Regions from separate parts of the Mus musculus genome. Here region 2 is linked to region 1. Evidence: chromatin contacts called from ENCODE Hi-C or POLR2A ChIA-PET data. All regions are on one chromosome and are shown on one strand. Each heading gives the region's core, a stretch centred on a gene start or an enhancer-like site at or near the end of the contact. The rest is flanking DNA. Distances are from core to core; before and after follow the strand shown.

Region 1 (7,596 bases), core at 2,826-5,325:
GCCCTAAAAGCTCTGAAGAAGTTGTGAGATTTTGTGAAAGGTGTTGGTTTGCACTGCTCTGCACTAGGCCCAGCAGGACAAAGTGAAATCATTGATGCTGAAGTCATTGACAATCTGGCTGGTACATATATGAATGTCAGAGACTGCTTTCAGGAGTCCTGTCTTGTGTTCTGGGAATCTGAACCCAAGTGACCAGAATTAGCAAGTTTTGTTAGCCACTGAGCCATCTCCTGGCCTTGGTGGTGGTCTGGTGAGGAATTGGGAGTATTCCCTCAGCAGTACATAGTTCTTCCCCTCCCAGTTTACCATCTGATGACTAGTGTACTGTACTGTGACTCAAAGGCATGAAGAGCAAACTCACTATAGGTGACTATTGGGACACTTCAGTGCTCAGCTTAGGAAGTTGGAGCTAACCAGTTGCATCAATGAATATAAAAGGAAGTTCTCAAAAGTTCCTAAACGAAGTCTTGTGTAATTGTACTGTCCCTTTGGAACTATTTAGCCAGCTTGGTGAAAGGTCACATGTTCATGCTTATTGCTAGCCTGTGCAAACAAGATGGACATGGGAAAGAAAAGGAAAGTCTTATTAGTCCAGCTTTCCCCCTCAATGGGGGCCTGGTTTTTTGCCAGGTGTCATTGCAAAGGCAAATGAGCACTTGAGTGTTTATGACCAAAAAGGAAGTAACAAGCAAGAGGGACTTGTAGCAGTGGGCCTTGAGGTTGCAGGGCTGGATTCCATTGTCACCCTGTCCTGTATCTGAATGCTTGATTCAGCTGGATTACCTGTCCACAGAGCATCTGGAACCTTGTACATTTTTAAAGGACCTGATCATACTGAGTCATGGCTGCCCCATAGTTTTTCCCCTCTATATAAGTTATTCTGCACTACTAAGACATCTCAAATCTCAGGCTTCCATGGCCTGTGGATGGGTTCAAAAACTGCTGCAGAGCCAGGGGCAGTGGTGGCCTACTCCTTTAATCCCAGCACTTGGGAGGCAGAGGCAGGCGGATTTCTGAGTTCGAGGCCAGCCTGCTCTACGGAGTGAGTTCCAGGACAGCCAGGGCTACACAGAGAAACAATATCTGGGAAAAAAAAACAAAAAACAAAACATAACCTGTAGCGTCGGCAGGCTTATGAGCCAAAATCATGAGCTCCCCTTCCTATGGTGACTAGCTTGGGAAAGCTCTCCGGCCATTGCTTTGGATTGAGCTCAACCAATAGACCCAAAAATAAAATAACAAAACAACCTAGACCAAAATGGGAGTCCAAGAGATGGCTCAACAGGTAAAGTCACCTTGCCACCATGCCTGACACAACCTGAGTTCAATCCTTGAGACCCACATCATCCAAAGAGAACTGCAAGCTGTCTTTGGACACACGAGCATGTGTGTGTGCTTACAAAACTTAGAATGTGTAAACACAATAAACCAAACTAAGGAGTTATGCCTGGTACAATTCTGTTACCAAGCCAAATTTCCAAACAGGCCAGTCTCAGCAAGATGGCTAAGTAGTTGAGAGCATGTGCTTCCCTTCTAGAGAACCCAGGTTCAAGTCCAGCACCCACATGGTGGTTCAACAACTTGGGTTCCAATTCCAGGGGATCCAGTCACACACAAGACCACATACATAACTTGCAGGTAGAACACTCATGCATACAAAGTAGTCTGAAGGTAACAATACCAGAACTGGGCTCAATCATTCCTGCCTCAGGCTCCTGAGTCACCAAGACTACATGAATATGCCTTTGTGCCCTGATATTCTCAAATTGTACATCTCTGTAGATACTATTTTCTCTACTGAACAGGTCTGATAGTTAAATGGGCACTGGTGTAGTACATTTGATTCTACAAGTGAATGACTTGGCCCAGGACTAGTTTTCTATTACCTTTCTGGCTTCCGTATGACTGCCAAGAGGGTAGGCCCAGGGAGATGGTGGAGCAGGTAAAAGCTTTTGCTGCACAAGCTTGGCATCAGTTGGATCCCTGGTGGAAGAAAAGAACTGACTTCCCGGAGTCTTACTCTGCTCTCCAGTCATGAGCCATGGGCATGTGCCTGCCTGCATGCACACACCATATATACAGAATACTTTGTAAAGGGTGGGGCAGGCCTAGAGTTCCAATGCAGATGGCTATGAGCTTAGGGATTTGATCTCCATGGATGACTGACTTGTCTCCACTAAGCGCTGAGCATCCAAGTAACAAATGATTTCTGAGCCCCACCCCAAGTGGCCTGTGTTTTCCTAGTCCTCCACATAGTCTTGTAAGGTTATCACAGGCTGATTTCATGGTCCCCAAACACCACATTTGCTGTTCAGCCAGAGCAACAAGAGCCCTAAACCACTGAGCGACCTCTCTAAGCCCTCTGGTAGTATCTTTATGCAGCCCTTGGGTTTCTGTTAAGATTACCAGTTTGCACAGTCTGATGTGTCTATAGAAGCAGAAACATTTTCAGGCACGAAGGGCAAACCCCTGGTCTTCTGAAATCCTTGAACTACTGAATCAGTGACTTCAGTTCTGATAGAAACAGGAAGTATGGGCTGCTTCCAAACAATTCCCTCCACACCTCTGTATGGCAACACCATCTGGGCCCACTCTTGGGAAGAAGGTGGACTATAAAGGAAACATTTGGACTTCCTCCTAAAAGCAGGCGGGAGCCCGCAGGGTACAGTGAGCATAGGGGCAGAGCTGCCCACATCACTTCAGCCTGGAAGGGTCTCTCCATCCCTGAGGGTGCTGGAATGAGCAAGTCAGGTATTAAGACCAGTGACTGTAAAAGAGCAAAAAGTAGCAACTGATGTCTGTGAGCTGTCTGGGTCCTCCCTGCTCAAATTCACTGCATCTGTTTGAATCACTAAAAAAGATTTGTAATTGAGAAACCATGTGTTCAAATAGGTTTACCACTTTAATACTTAACCATTTTGGAATCTTTAAATAAGTAGAGTCTGGATAGAAATAAGAAAACAGTGATGTGTGTATAAAGAGTCTTCTATGGATATGGTTATCTCCATCCTTTTCTGACTAATCTTGTTCCTAAAAATACAAAATGATTAAAACCATGGAGGCAAAGCAGAACACATGTAACGAATAGTTAAGATCTACATAAATTTAAACTTGATCACAGCAATTGGAAGAATATACCATTTAAATGAGTATTTTTCATCCGGGCTAAGTCTAAAGATTTGGCTGATGGCTACTACCTAAGCCAAATAGACCTGTTTTCTGCAAAATAAGGGAGTAGAATTAAAAATCAGTGTGTAAGCGGGAACTGGGGCGCTAAGAGTTAACCTCTTTCACATGGATCAGTCAATCAGAAGACATTTATTAGTACCCACTTTGCTCGGAACCGGGGATACTAAAAAGTGGTGGGCTTCCTTCCTAGAGTGCAGGGTCTCTTAAACTCCTGAGTTACTCAGGTCTCTGATGATACAGACGCAGTAGCAGTGCCAGAGTTAGAACCAATAAAAGTAGCGGTCTGGTAGCGACAGATCAATTAAGGAAATGGAAGGCACAAGAGGAGCCTTTTGCTTTGAGCACATTTGCTCAAATCGACACAAAAGGAACCATTCTCGAACTCTAGAATATGGCATAATAGTCTTCCAATGTTCAATGGAAGCGCAGAAGGTACAGTGATGTTTCCAGGGCACATCGTCAACTAATAGGTCATCCAAAGGCTGGTGCGGCTGGGGTGCTTGATGCCAAGCCAAGCCCATGGCTTCCTTGCTCTGGCTGTGCGTGCTCTTCACCCATCCTAGGAGTTCCCTGAAACTCCTGAAGTCCCCTTCTCCAAATGGGGAACCCGACTTAGGCAGGGTTGCAGCCTTGCCGGGTACAGACCAGCTGGAGGAGATCCATCAGGCTTCCTGCTTCTCCCGGCTCCGTGGTTCCCAGGATACTATAAAAATCTCCACCCACTTCTCCAGCGCAGCAAGCGGGTTTTACGGGAAGAGGCAATTAAGCCTGCACCCCCAGGCTCCGACGGAAAGCAAAAGCTGCAACCTGAGGCCATAGCCATGCAGACCCCCCACCCCAGCAAAGGAGCTCGGCGCCCGCTCTGCAGGGAACAGGCCCGCCCCCCTGTGTGCGCAGGCGCGCGCCGCACCAGGCTCCCACGGTCGGTCGCTCGGTGCGGGCGGCAACCGCTAGCCATGCAGGTAAGAACGGGGCAGTGGTCTCTGGCTGGGCGCTCCCAGGTCGCCACACCCCAATCCCGGTCCTCACGGCGAATCCTGGGGTCCCGCAGGCACCGCCCCAGGTCCTTTTCCAGCTCCTGCGGCACCGGCTGTGGGCTGGGGAGGTGGCTCTGCAGACTCTGGGCTGTGGCGCTGCAGGTGGGGGCTTGCTGGCTGCTGGCGAGCGAGCCCACTGACACTCTCTGCATCCAGAGCGGTAGGGAGGGCAGAGCCTCGGCCTTGCAGAGAGATGCTATCAAGAGTTTCCATTAATAAGAGGGTGTGGAGGGCGAGTGTGGGCTATCCATAGGCCATTTGGCAAACTTTCCACTGTAATTGATCTTCAATATTTTTAGCAGAAAACAGGATTTTAAAATTTTTGGAAATAAAGGGGGGGTGGGGGGTGATGTAAAGAATTCCGCCATTTTAGCGGTTAGAAAGTAACTCTTCTGCAGAGCGGACAGATCAGTGACCGCCCCTCCCGCGACTGTCTGCATTAGTCCCAAGGAGGTGGGTGGTGGTTTTGGAGACTCCAGCCGCTCAGGACTGCTTCTACCGGCTAGCTGCGGCAGAGAGCGAGCTGGGGGAATTCCCCACCCCACCCCCAAGTGTGCTGTGTGCATCCACCACTAGCTGCCCTGTTTCTCCAGCACCTACCACCGGGGCTTTTATTGGATGTCTGCTGTTTGTATTATGGTCTCAAAAAACTCTGGTGTGGTGTGTGTGTGTGTGTGTGTGTGTGTGTGTGTGTGTGTGTGTGTGTGTGTGCCTGTCTATCCATCAAAAACTCGACAGCAAGTGACAACAGCAGGGACACATTCAGAAATAGTTTATTGAGCATCTACTGTGTGCAACCACTCTTGTTTTAGGTAGGACTCCCTGGAATCATAGACTAGGTTTATGAGAGTAGCCTTGTGAAACCAACAAGATTGGGCAGAGATGTTGAAATGCTGGCGTAGTCCCAGCAGAGGCCTCAGCCTGAGGAGCAGGAAGCCCTGAACCTGAGATGGCCCGGAAGAGAGCCCTCAAATGAAGGTAAAGGCATGGGGTCTTTCTAGCCCTCTATGAACTAATCATGTATGGCTGACCGAGGGAGAGAGCACTTGAGAGACACTTCCCGGGCCAGTTGTAGAGAGCCTGAGGCTGATGGCTGACAGTTATCATTATGTTCCAGAAGGGTCTCACTCAATGCTTTTCTCTCATTGACACGGGTCCCCTTTGCCCTCCCAACATGTTTGGGTTCTCCAAGGCTCCACTCTTTTCCCTGTAGTCATTTCTCTGTTTCAAATACCATCGTCACACAACATCTTTCAAATCCGTCCCAGCTCCAACCTCATCCTTTATCTTTAAAGTATAAGCCTCATGAGAGCCCCTTGTCTTGGTGGCACCTATAGCCCCCAGAGTGCAGTGCAGTGTTGAGACCTGGACTTGCTGAGACCAGGCATCTAGCTGGATTAGAAAGGCCATCTTCAGCTTCTTCTGAGACACCTGCTACGTGGGGCTGGTTTTTGAAACAAAGTTTTTTGAATAAGCCACTCTTCTTGATCTCTCCAGTATTTGAAACAAGAGATTTGTCTGTTTGTTTATTTATTTGTTTATTTATTTATTTATTTATTTATTTATTTAATGTAAGTACACTGTAGCTGTCTTCAGACACACCAGAAGAGGACATCAGATCCCATTACAGATGGTTGTGAGCCACCATGTGGTTGCTGGGATTTTAACTCAGGACCTCCAGAAGAGCAGTCAGTGCTCTTAACTGCTGAGCCATCTCTCCAGCCCCAAGTAAGCCGGGCGTGGTGGCACACACCTTTAATCCCAGCACTCAGGAGGCAGAGGCAGGGGGATTTCTGAGTTCGAGGCCAGCCTGGTCTACAAAGTGAGTTCCAGGACAGCCAGAGCTATGCAGAGAAACCCTGTCTCGAAAAACTACAAAAATAAATAAATAAATAAATAAATAAATAAATAAATAAATATGATGCAAAGGTGGGGGTGGGGAGATGGCGCAGGGTTAAGAGCACTCGTTGCTCTTGCCTACCACCCAGGTTCAGTTCCCAGCACTCACATGGTGTCTGACAATCATCTGGAACTTCAGTTGGGGGGGGCAGGGCTGCTTGGGGGGGGGGTGCCGCTTGGGGGGGGGGGAATCAGAAGCCCTCTGGTGGCATCAACAGGTACTGCATACACGTGGTGCCCACAAACATTCCAGCAAAAGCAACCATACACGTAAAATCAGAGTAAATATTTCTAAGTGGTACAAACTCTTCAGCCATGAAAAGCAAAATAATTGGGACTGAAATTTGGGGGATTCTGGATTGCAAGTTTTAAACACTCGTTTTTTTTTTTTTTTTTGACCCTGTCTACCTGTTTATACCACAGCTTTAGACTTTTAATGATAGACATCTATAACATATTCTGTGTTTTAGGGAGGAAAGCCTAGGAAATAAGTGAACAAACAAGGCGAGCAGGAGGGAAGGAGGGTGGGCACGAAACAGCAGCCATTGCACCTGATTTTGCAAGTAGGCAGGGTCCATGTTACTGGCTGGAAGCTGCCAAGCTCCCTGGAGCTTCTGTCTGAAGGGAGCGAGAGGATCCCTATTTGTTGAAGACCTTCTGGTATCGCTACGTCACATCCAGCATTTACCAAAGCCCCCCGAGGTAGGTGCCATCATCATTTTTATTTTATTTTACACTTAAGAATCTGGGGCTCAGAGTGGGAAAGTTACTTATCTGCAATCACAGGTATTAAGTAAATGTAGAGACGCTGAGAGACCAATTCAAAAACTCCGTCCTAAGCTAAGCCTTACTCCTTCCTTATCATATATGCCAGACGCCGTTGCCAAGCGCTGCTAGGAGGCGCTGAGTAGCAATCACACCACAGAATACAATTCCTTCTCTTCTCTTCCATTTCTCCCCATCCATCCCCCAACCTCTCTGCTGGATTTGAACACGGGATTCATGCTTGGCTAGTAAGTTAAAGCCCCCGGCTTCTGGATCTTGTGTTGACTAGGTATCATATACCACCCTTCTGCTATTCAGGTATGTGTATGTGTTTAACAGATGTTTCCGTGGAGGCTTTACAAACCCCCTTTCAACCGAATCCTCCACGGCTGTGCCTGGGCTTATAGGGAGTGGTGTATGGGGAAACGCAAAAGGGCAGGGTCAGGGAAGATGTCACCTTCCACAAAGACCAATCCTGTTTGGATGGTTCGTGAAGACTCTGAGTTCTCGAAGATAGGGAATGGAAGTGGAGGACCTAGAAAGAAGTGAATTTGGACTTAGCCTGGCCCTTGTCATTGGTCAAAGCCAGATCTTGGCCTGAGTCATGTATCCTATAATCCATTTCCATACACATAGTGTGCACACTGTTAGGGGTACCTCACACATACCACTATGCCCACCCTTACAAATAAAAGGCAGGGGAGGA
Region 2 (7,596 bases), core at 1,967-4,466, 150 kb after region 1:
GTGAGAATTGAGATGCTGCCCCACCCCTTGGTTATTTCATTGTCCTTCCTTGAGGGTAAACATCCTATTGTATCTTGTGTATGCCTCAAACACAGACAGGCACAGTAAAATAGCTATAATGTACCCAAAAGTGCTATAATGTAGACACCCCCACCCCTGCTTTTTATCAAACTTGGGTTGGCAATCTACATCCCACTAGCCAAATCCAGCCTGCTGCTTATTTGTATAGACAGTTTTATTTCAACACTGCCTTAGGTGTTATCTCTGGCTGTTTTAATGCTATAGAACCAAGTAGCAGTGTCAGGCTTTCCACATCTCTACCGGTTCCTGACGGTATCTTCTCTCCTTTGTAAAGTTGCAACATAGTTTCCTTAGTTAGGCCTTCCCTATGGGTACCTCAGTGCTGCTATAAATAACACGGGAGTAACTTTTTACTCAACCCCATTTTCTGCGTGTGGCTGGCTGTGCGGGATGCTGTTTTAGATGTCGAATGACTTGATCAAAGCCTGTGTGCGTTGAGTGAGCATTTTCATAGCGACTGTTAAGTGTTCCCCATGGAAGGTGGTTCAATTTACATTCTCAGCTCAGTTCTAAACCCCACCTCCACCGCTCTTTCTAAACCTTTAAAAACAACCAGCACAGCCCGGACCGTTACTTTGCAGGTTTTTATTCAGATGAGATGCGCGATCCATCCACGCATTTGAGAGCCCTCTTCCTCCTGCTAGAAGTTTGCCTTCCTGGTCCTAGTCTGAGGATCTTCTGGGCATTGGTCTCCTCCCCGTGACTCTTGGATGTCACTTTCACAAACAAGTTTTTGGGGAACAAAACTCTTAAGGACGAACATTGGGTGACAGTTGGCGCCGTCAACATTCCAAATGTCAGGGTTGGAAAGCCAACGAACCTGTAGTGTGTCCTGGTTCTGCGGCTGTGGGAGGCTGACTTGCAGAGGGCCTAATGTGTCCTCTTCCTCCACGGAGCTCCTGTTGACACAGGTAGCTTCATGTTCAGCCAGCTTTCTGATGGGAACCACGTGGCAGGCGTTGTATTTACAGCTGGCCATCTTTTTGGCTTTCTTGGGGTTCTTCTTCCTGCATGACGCCAGGTGGTACTGGAACCTGCTGAGCGGGATTCGGTGGTGAGGGTTATAAGGACAAATTTCTATGGATTCTGGCTCCATCCGGGAGTTGACTTGAAGCCAAGTGTCCTGCTGCCCAAAGTGTACGTGGTACACCTCGAAAGGAAAAGCCTCTTCCTGTGAAAGATTGTGCTGTCTTCTGCCAGGCTTTGGCTCTTGGGTCTCTGGAGTGAAATTCTCACTCACGTTCTGTCAGCAATCGCTATGCAGAGAAAGCCAGAAAACAGCCACCAGAGACGTTAACTCAGGCAGGTACAAGAGCCCGAAACAGTAGCTTCCAAGGAGGTGAAGTTAGCAGGTTATAATGATGCTTTGACGCTAAGATACCCTGTGTTGTCAAAGGACAGAACAGGTGGTCACAATGGGCAGCTTATGACATCAGGGACAGACTGTCCACTGGGTGGGGGAAGTGGCTTGAGGAAAGCTGCTGTTCAAATGTAGTTATGACACGTACCCGGCCCTTGGCAGTTTCGGGCTTCATTAGCATAATCAAACCCCTTATTCATCAGCGTCGGTTGTGTGGTCTTTTAAAAACATCTTTTTTACATCATGTGTTTATTTGTAAGGAGTGACATTGGGGGTACACTTAGAAGTCGGAGAAAGACTTGTAGGAAGGATCAAATCCAGGTTATCAGGCTTGGCAGCAAGCACTTCTACCCCATGAGCCTTCCTGACTCCTTTTCTTTTTTTGTCCCTCTACTTTCCCCCTCCCTTCTCTCTTTTGATGCAAGGTCTCATGTAGCACAGGTTGGCCTTGACCTTGATATGTGGCTGAGGATATAATCACACCTTATAAACTGGGATTATAGACGCGGGTCTCCGTATCTAGTTTAGATGGTGCTGGGGACAAAGTCCAGGGCCTCATGCATTTGTGGCAAGTTATCTGTCAACTAGGCTATATCCTCTTCTTCTCTCCCCCCCCCCTCCCCTGTAGCTCTGGTTGTCCTGGAACTCACTCTGTAGACCAGGCTGGCCTCGAACTCAGAAATCTGCCCGCCTCTGCCTCCCAAGTACTGGGTTCAAAGGCGTGCGCCACCACTGCCCGGCATACTTATTTATTATGATAAATCTTTGGGCTGGAGTGAAGCAGGGCCAGAGCGACTGGGGCCAAGCAAAGCAAGCAATCTTCGTTCCTAGAAACCACATGATGGCTCACAACCATCAGTACAGCTACAGTGTACTCACATGCATAAAATAAATAAATCTTAAAAAAAAAATCCTCATGCTGCAGTCCACACGTGCTACAGTTTCCAAGCACGCAGCATGCTGGGTATCATTCCTTATTTTAAGTACACAGTGTTAAAGAAATATTTCCACCCCTTCCTCAGCCTCTACATTTTCCAGTTGCGTAGTAATTACAAATTGAAGTATCCATTTGTAATTACTAATTGGCTTTTTATTTTGTGTATGAGTGTTTTTCCTGCATGGGTGCAAGTGCGCTCTGTGTGTGTGTGTGTGTGTGTGTGTGTGTGTGTGTGTGTGTGTGTAGAGGCTGGAAGAGGGCTCTGGATCTGCTGGAACTGGAGTTGTTGATAGCTGTAGGCCACCATGCAGGTGCTGGGAACTGAACTTGGGTCATCGGCCAGAAGAGCAAGTACTCTTAGCCACTGAGACCTTTCTCTGGTCCTCGGTTTACCAGAATTTCAAGTTACTATTTTATCCTTTCTGGATCAGGTGAAGCTTTCTTTTAATCCACCCTCCCTCCCTCTCTTCCCTTTAGTGCTGGAGACCGAACCCGAGCTCTTACACTTGCCAGACTCTACTACCCAGCTAAATCCTCAAATCTCTGCATTTTAAACCTGGTTTTATTACTATTATTTATGAAGCTGAGTCAGGATTTTATAAAGACATTTTGGAAGACTGTAGTACAACTAACGTAAGCTTATCCCCAACTAACTCACACATAAATGAGACTTAGAATATGGTTATTTTATTCGGCTTTGACAATTACTGGGGGTCACCCCTAATCTGCTTTTCTGCTGGCCTGGCTACCTCCCCAGCGGGGGGTTCCCCAGATACCTGCTGTTTCTCCTGGGTCCCCTCCTCTCATGGCGCCTTCTCTCTCTCCCCTCATGGTCTCTCTTCTCTCCCTCTCAAGTCTCCACCCTCAGCCAGGTAACTCAAAATCCACCTACCTATAATCTCTCCAGTAATTGGCTGTAGCCATTTTTACTTAGCCAATAGTTTTAAGGAACAAGGTTTGCACAACAAAAGCTGGTAACCAGGAGAACTCACTCACTCATAGGCCTGGACCTTCGGGTTCAGAATTTAACTTTGTGATACACAGCAACAGATCAAACCTCAACAGAGGGCTGGAGAGATTACTCAGTAGTTAAGAGCACTTGCTGGTCTTTCAGAGGATGGTGGTTCGGATCCAACCCTCATGATAGCTCACAATTGTCTATTACACCAGTTCTAGGGAAGCTTGGTGCCCTCTTCTGGCCTCCGTGGCCTCCTGCATGCATGTGTGCTTCTCAAAGGAGTCAGAAAACAAGGACTTCCATAAATAAGGATGGAATGGGCTGCTGAAGGAAGAGTTTCTTAACCTTGTTTTTTTTTGTTTGTTTGTTGGATTGTTTTGTTTGTTTGTTTGTTTGTTTTGTTTTGTTTTGTTTTTTTGAGACAAGGTTTCTCTGTGTAGCCCTGGCTGTCCTGGAACTCACTCTGTAGACCAGGCTGGAGATCCCCCTGCCTCTGCCTCCCGAGTGTGGGATTAAAGGCGTGCGCCACCACTGCCCGGCTGAAGAGAGAGTTTCTTAACTCTGACTCAAGGGCCTTCTGGACCTCCCCGCTCTTGTCATTTTGTGTCGTTGAGATTTCTTTCCCTTTCTACTCTGTGCCTCTCCTTGACTCTAGGTTCTGCCCCTGCCTCTTTGCCCTTCTGGCTTATCTTGCTTCTTACACCCGCTTGGGGAATCACTGTCCTTCCGATTCAAATTCAACCTCCTGACTTCCTCTTGATAGACTGGTCAGCCTCCGCTTGTCCCATAACATCCTTGTTTCACCTCTTTTGACCTTAGAGATTTATTTGATTCATGTGTGTCTCCGTGTAAGTGTATGCTGTGTTATCTGTGGCACCCTCAGAGGCCAGAAGAAGGTGTTACAGGAGGTTGCAACAACCCGAAGTGACTTCTCTGGATGAGCCCCAAGTTCTCTTAACTGCTGACCCCCTTCTCTAGCACCTACTTTTATTTATTTATTGAGTTATTTTATTGTTTTGTTTATGAGTGTTTTGCTTTGCTTGCGTGTATGTAGGTGGTCCAAGTGTGCTCTCAGAGGTCAGAGATGGTGTTGGATCTTGTAGGACTGGAGTTACAGATAGTTGTGATGCTCCATGTGGGTGCTGGGAATCGAACCGGGGTCCTCTTGAAGAACAACAAATGCTCTAACCATTGAGCTTCCAGCAACTTCCTCTCCCTGATTCCTGAATAGTGTTTTTGCTGTGTTACTTCCTCTTATCCCTTGAGCTAAATCCAGTTTTTAATCATTCTACATGGAGTTGAGGGTCCAGCTCAGGCACTCACAATTTTGCATGTGTGTGTGTGCGTGCACATGTATGCTCGCACACACATATGGAGTCGGATGACTATTGCAGGCATTACCTACACTTTTCATCTCCTTGAGGAAGGGTCTTTCACTGACCAGGAGGGCACTCACTGGTTAGCCTGGGTTGGCTGGCCAGCACGTCTCCACCTCCCATCTCTGGGATAATAAGCAGGCACTACTATGTCCCGTGGCTTTTTCACCTGGATTCCAGGGACTGAGCTTGGCTCCTCTGGCTTCTGGGGCCAGAGCTTCACTGATGAGCTATATCTCCAAGCCTTTCCTTAACCTGTTAGAAGGTAGTCTACTTCATTTTCTGTCTGTCTTACAAAATTTTATTGTTGGTTTTTCCACAGTCTAATCTTTTTATTTGGGTATTTCTCTTTCTTCTGTTATTTATTTTATTTTATTTTATTTTTGTGCATTTGCCACTGAGACTCAGACCCACTGCCATGCATAAGCTAGGCAAGCACTCTGCCATACAAGTTATGGCTTCAAATGTTTTTCATTTTTGAGTCTGAGACAGAGTTTTGCTAAAACCTCCAGGCTGGATTTGAACTTGCTTCTGGCTCAGCCTCATTAGCAGGCCCGGCTCGGTAGTGATTTCTCTCTCATTCTCTTTCTGTTTTTGGAACACATGAGTTTTCTCACAAGGTCCCAGGAATCTCACACAGCTTTATTCATGAACCACTCATGTGCCCCTCCCAGGTGTAAGACCAGGAGTGGATTTCGCTTTAGATTACCCATCACCTTACCCTATTGTTCAGAATAATGTTTTCTAGCACGCACAACGTGCAGAGCTTGTGCTAATTTGACCTTGCCCTTGTGACTCTATAAGTCTGCACTCATATGACCTTGCTTACCTTAAAAGAATACCCTCAGAATATGAATTGTCGGACTTGGCTATTGCCTCAGATCAGCTCTCCCATGCTCACGCTGCCAATAGACTGGTAACACCCTGTACTTACGTATTCAGCTTCTTGAACCTGGGTGTGGCTATCTTGTGTTGGTTTTGGAACATGTTCAGCCAAATGCTGCTTCTCCTCTAATGCTGCTTCTGCCTCTTTCTCCCCCCACCCCGACCCCCGTCCCCCACTGAGGACCCTAGTGCTACACTCACTAACCTGAGCCCATCATATCCGCTTCCACGCACACCCTGTGCGATAAACTATAATTTCCTCCAATCTGGGCACTGTTTGTTCTGCAGTGACAGATCTGTTGCCAGATGTCCCTGCTGTCTCTTTTGTGAGAGTGTGTTGCACATGTGGGTGCACGTTTGTGTGGGTGTGCCTGTGTGAGCAGAGGCTACAGGATGGCATTGGGCATCTTCTTCTGTCACTCTCCATCTTTTTTTTTTTTTTTTTTTTAAGTGAGACAAAGTTTCTCAGTGAACCTGCTGCTTACTGTTTTTTTGGTTTTGGTTTTTGTTTTTTTCGAGACAGTGTTTCTCTGTGGCGCATGCCTCTAATCCCAGCACTCAGGAGTCAGAGGCAGGCGGATTTCTAAGTTCGAGGCCAGCCTGGTCTACAAAGTAAGTTCCAGGACAGTCAGGGCTACACAGAGAAACCCTGTCTCAAAAACAACAAAAACAAAACAAAAAATTTTATATTGGGCTGGAGAGATGGCGCAGGCTGCTCTTCCAGAGGTCCTGAGTTCAATCCCCAGCAACCACATGGTGGCTCACAACCATCTGTATTGGAATCTGATGCCCTCTTCTGGTGTGTCTGAAGTCAGCTACAGTGTACTCATATAAATAATAGGATTTATAAAATTCTCACTTTTTTGTTTTTTGTTTTTGTTTTTGTTTGGGTTTTTTTTTTTTTTTTTCCGAGACAAGGTTTCTCTGTGTAGCCCTGGCTGTCCTGGAACTCACTCTGTAGACCAGGCTGGCCTTGAACTCAGAAATCCACCTGCCTCTGCCTCCCGAGTGCTGGGATTAAAGGCATGCACCACCATGCCCGGCAAAATTCTTATTCTTTAAATTTTTTTTTTTTACATTGATGGGTATACTGGCTGCATGTATGTCTGTACTACATGGTGTGCATGGAGCAGTGCCCACAGAGGCTAGAAGAGAGACATTGGGTACTCTTGAACTGCAGTCACAGGTGGTTGGGAACTGACCTAGCGTCCTGGGAAGAGCAGCCAGTGCCCTTAACCACCAAGAATTCCCCTCAGTCTACCATAAGCTCGGATACTTGAACAGTTGGTTCCCATTGGTGACACTTTGAGGGTGTACTGGCTGGCTTTATGTTAACTTGACACAAATTAGCTAGAGTCATGAGGGAGGAACCTCAGTTGAGAAAATACCCCTATGAGATCCAGCTGTAGGGCATTTTCTTAACTAGTGATCAATGAGGCAGGGTCCAGCACATTGTGGGTGGGGTCACCCCTGGGCTAGTGGTCCCCAGTTTTGTAAGAAAGCAGGCTGAGCAAACCATGAGGAGAAAGCCAGTAAACAGCACCCCTCCATGGCTTCTGCATCAGCTCCTGCCACCGGGTTCCTATTCTGTTTGAGTTCCTGTCCTGACTTCCTCCAGTGATGAACAGTACAGTAGAAGTCTAAGCTGAAAAAACCCTTTCCTCCCCAATTTGCTTTGAGCATGGTATTTTCACTGCATCAATAGACACCCTAACGAAGACAGGGGGTGCGGTGATTTAAATGAGAAGGCTCCCCTCTAAGCTCAGATATTTGAATACTTAGTCCTCACTTGGTGGCACTGTGAGGGTAGGCTTAGGAGGTGCAGCCTTCCTTCAGGTCATAGTGTTTTATCAGCCAAACTCAAACGTAATGAATATAGATCTGCCTCTGCCGCAGCACTGGTATTATGGGAGCCCACGTCCAGCTTCATCTGTGGGTGCTGGGGACAGAACTCAGGTCCAGATGCTTGTTCAGCAAGCACTTTACCCGCTGAGCCGTG

Evidence for each region. A loop is a pair of places that touch in the nucleus more often than their neighbours do. ChIA-PET counts read pairs that join two places held with the same protein, here RNA polymerase II (POLR2A).
Region 2: POLR2A ChIA-PET joins it to region 1 with 10 read pairs in embryonic stem cell. The contact joins the promoter of Gtsf1l here to the promoter of L3mbtl1 in region 1. A Hi-C loop is called at or near these places in 1 of 37 maps with a recorded cell type or tissue (v-Abl transformed pro-B cells). POLR2A ChIA-PET finds 5 or more read pairs at or near these places in 4 of 5 experiments (Patski and embryonic stem cell).

What each region holds. Positions count from the first base shown.
Region 1 is chr2:162,939,390-162,946,985 of GRCm38, forward strand. It overlaps L3mbtl1 (L3MBTL1 histone methyl-lysine binding protein), which reads left to right and starts at 4,076. Exons shown (of 23, transcript NM_001081338.2): 1 at 4,076-4,151; 2 at 5,039-5,204.
Region 2 is chr2:163,086,385-163,093,980 of GRCm38, forward strand. It overlaps Gtsf1l (gametocyte specific factor 1-like), which reads right to left and starts at 3,217. Exons shown (of 2, transcript NM_026630.2): 1 at 3,155-3,217; 2 at 647-1,463. The coding sequence starts at 1,177. The coding sequence ends at 722.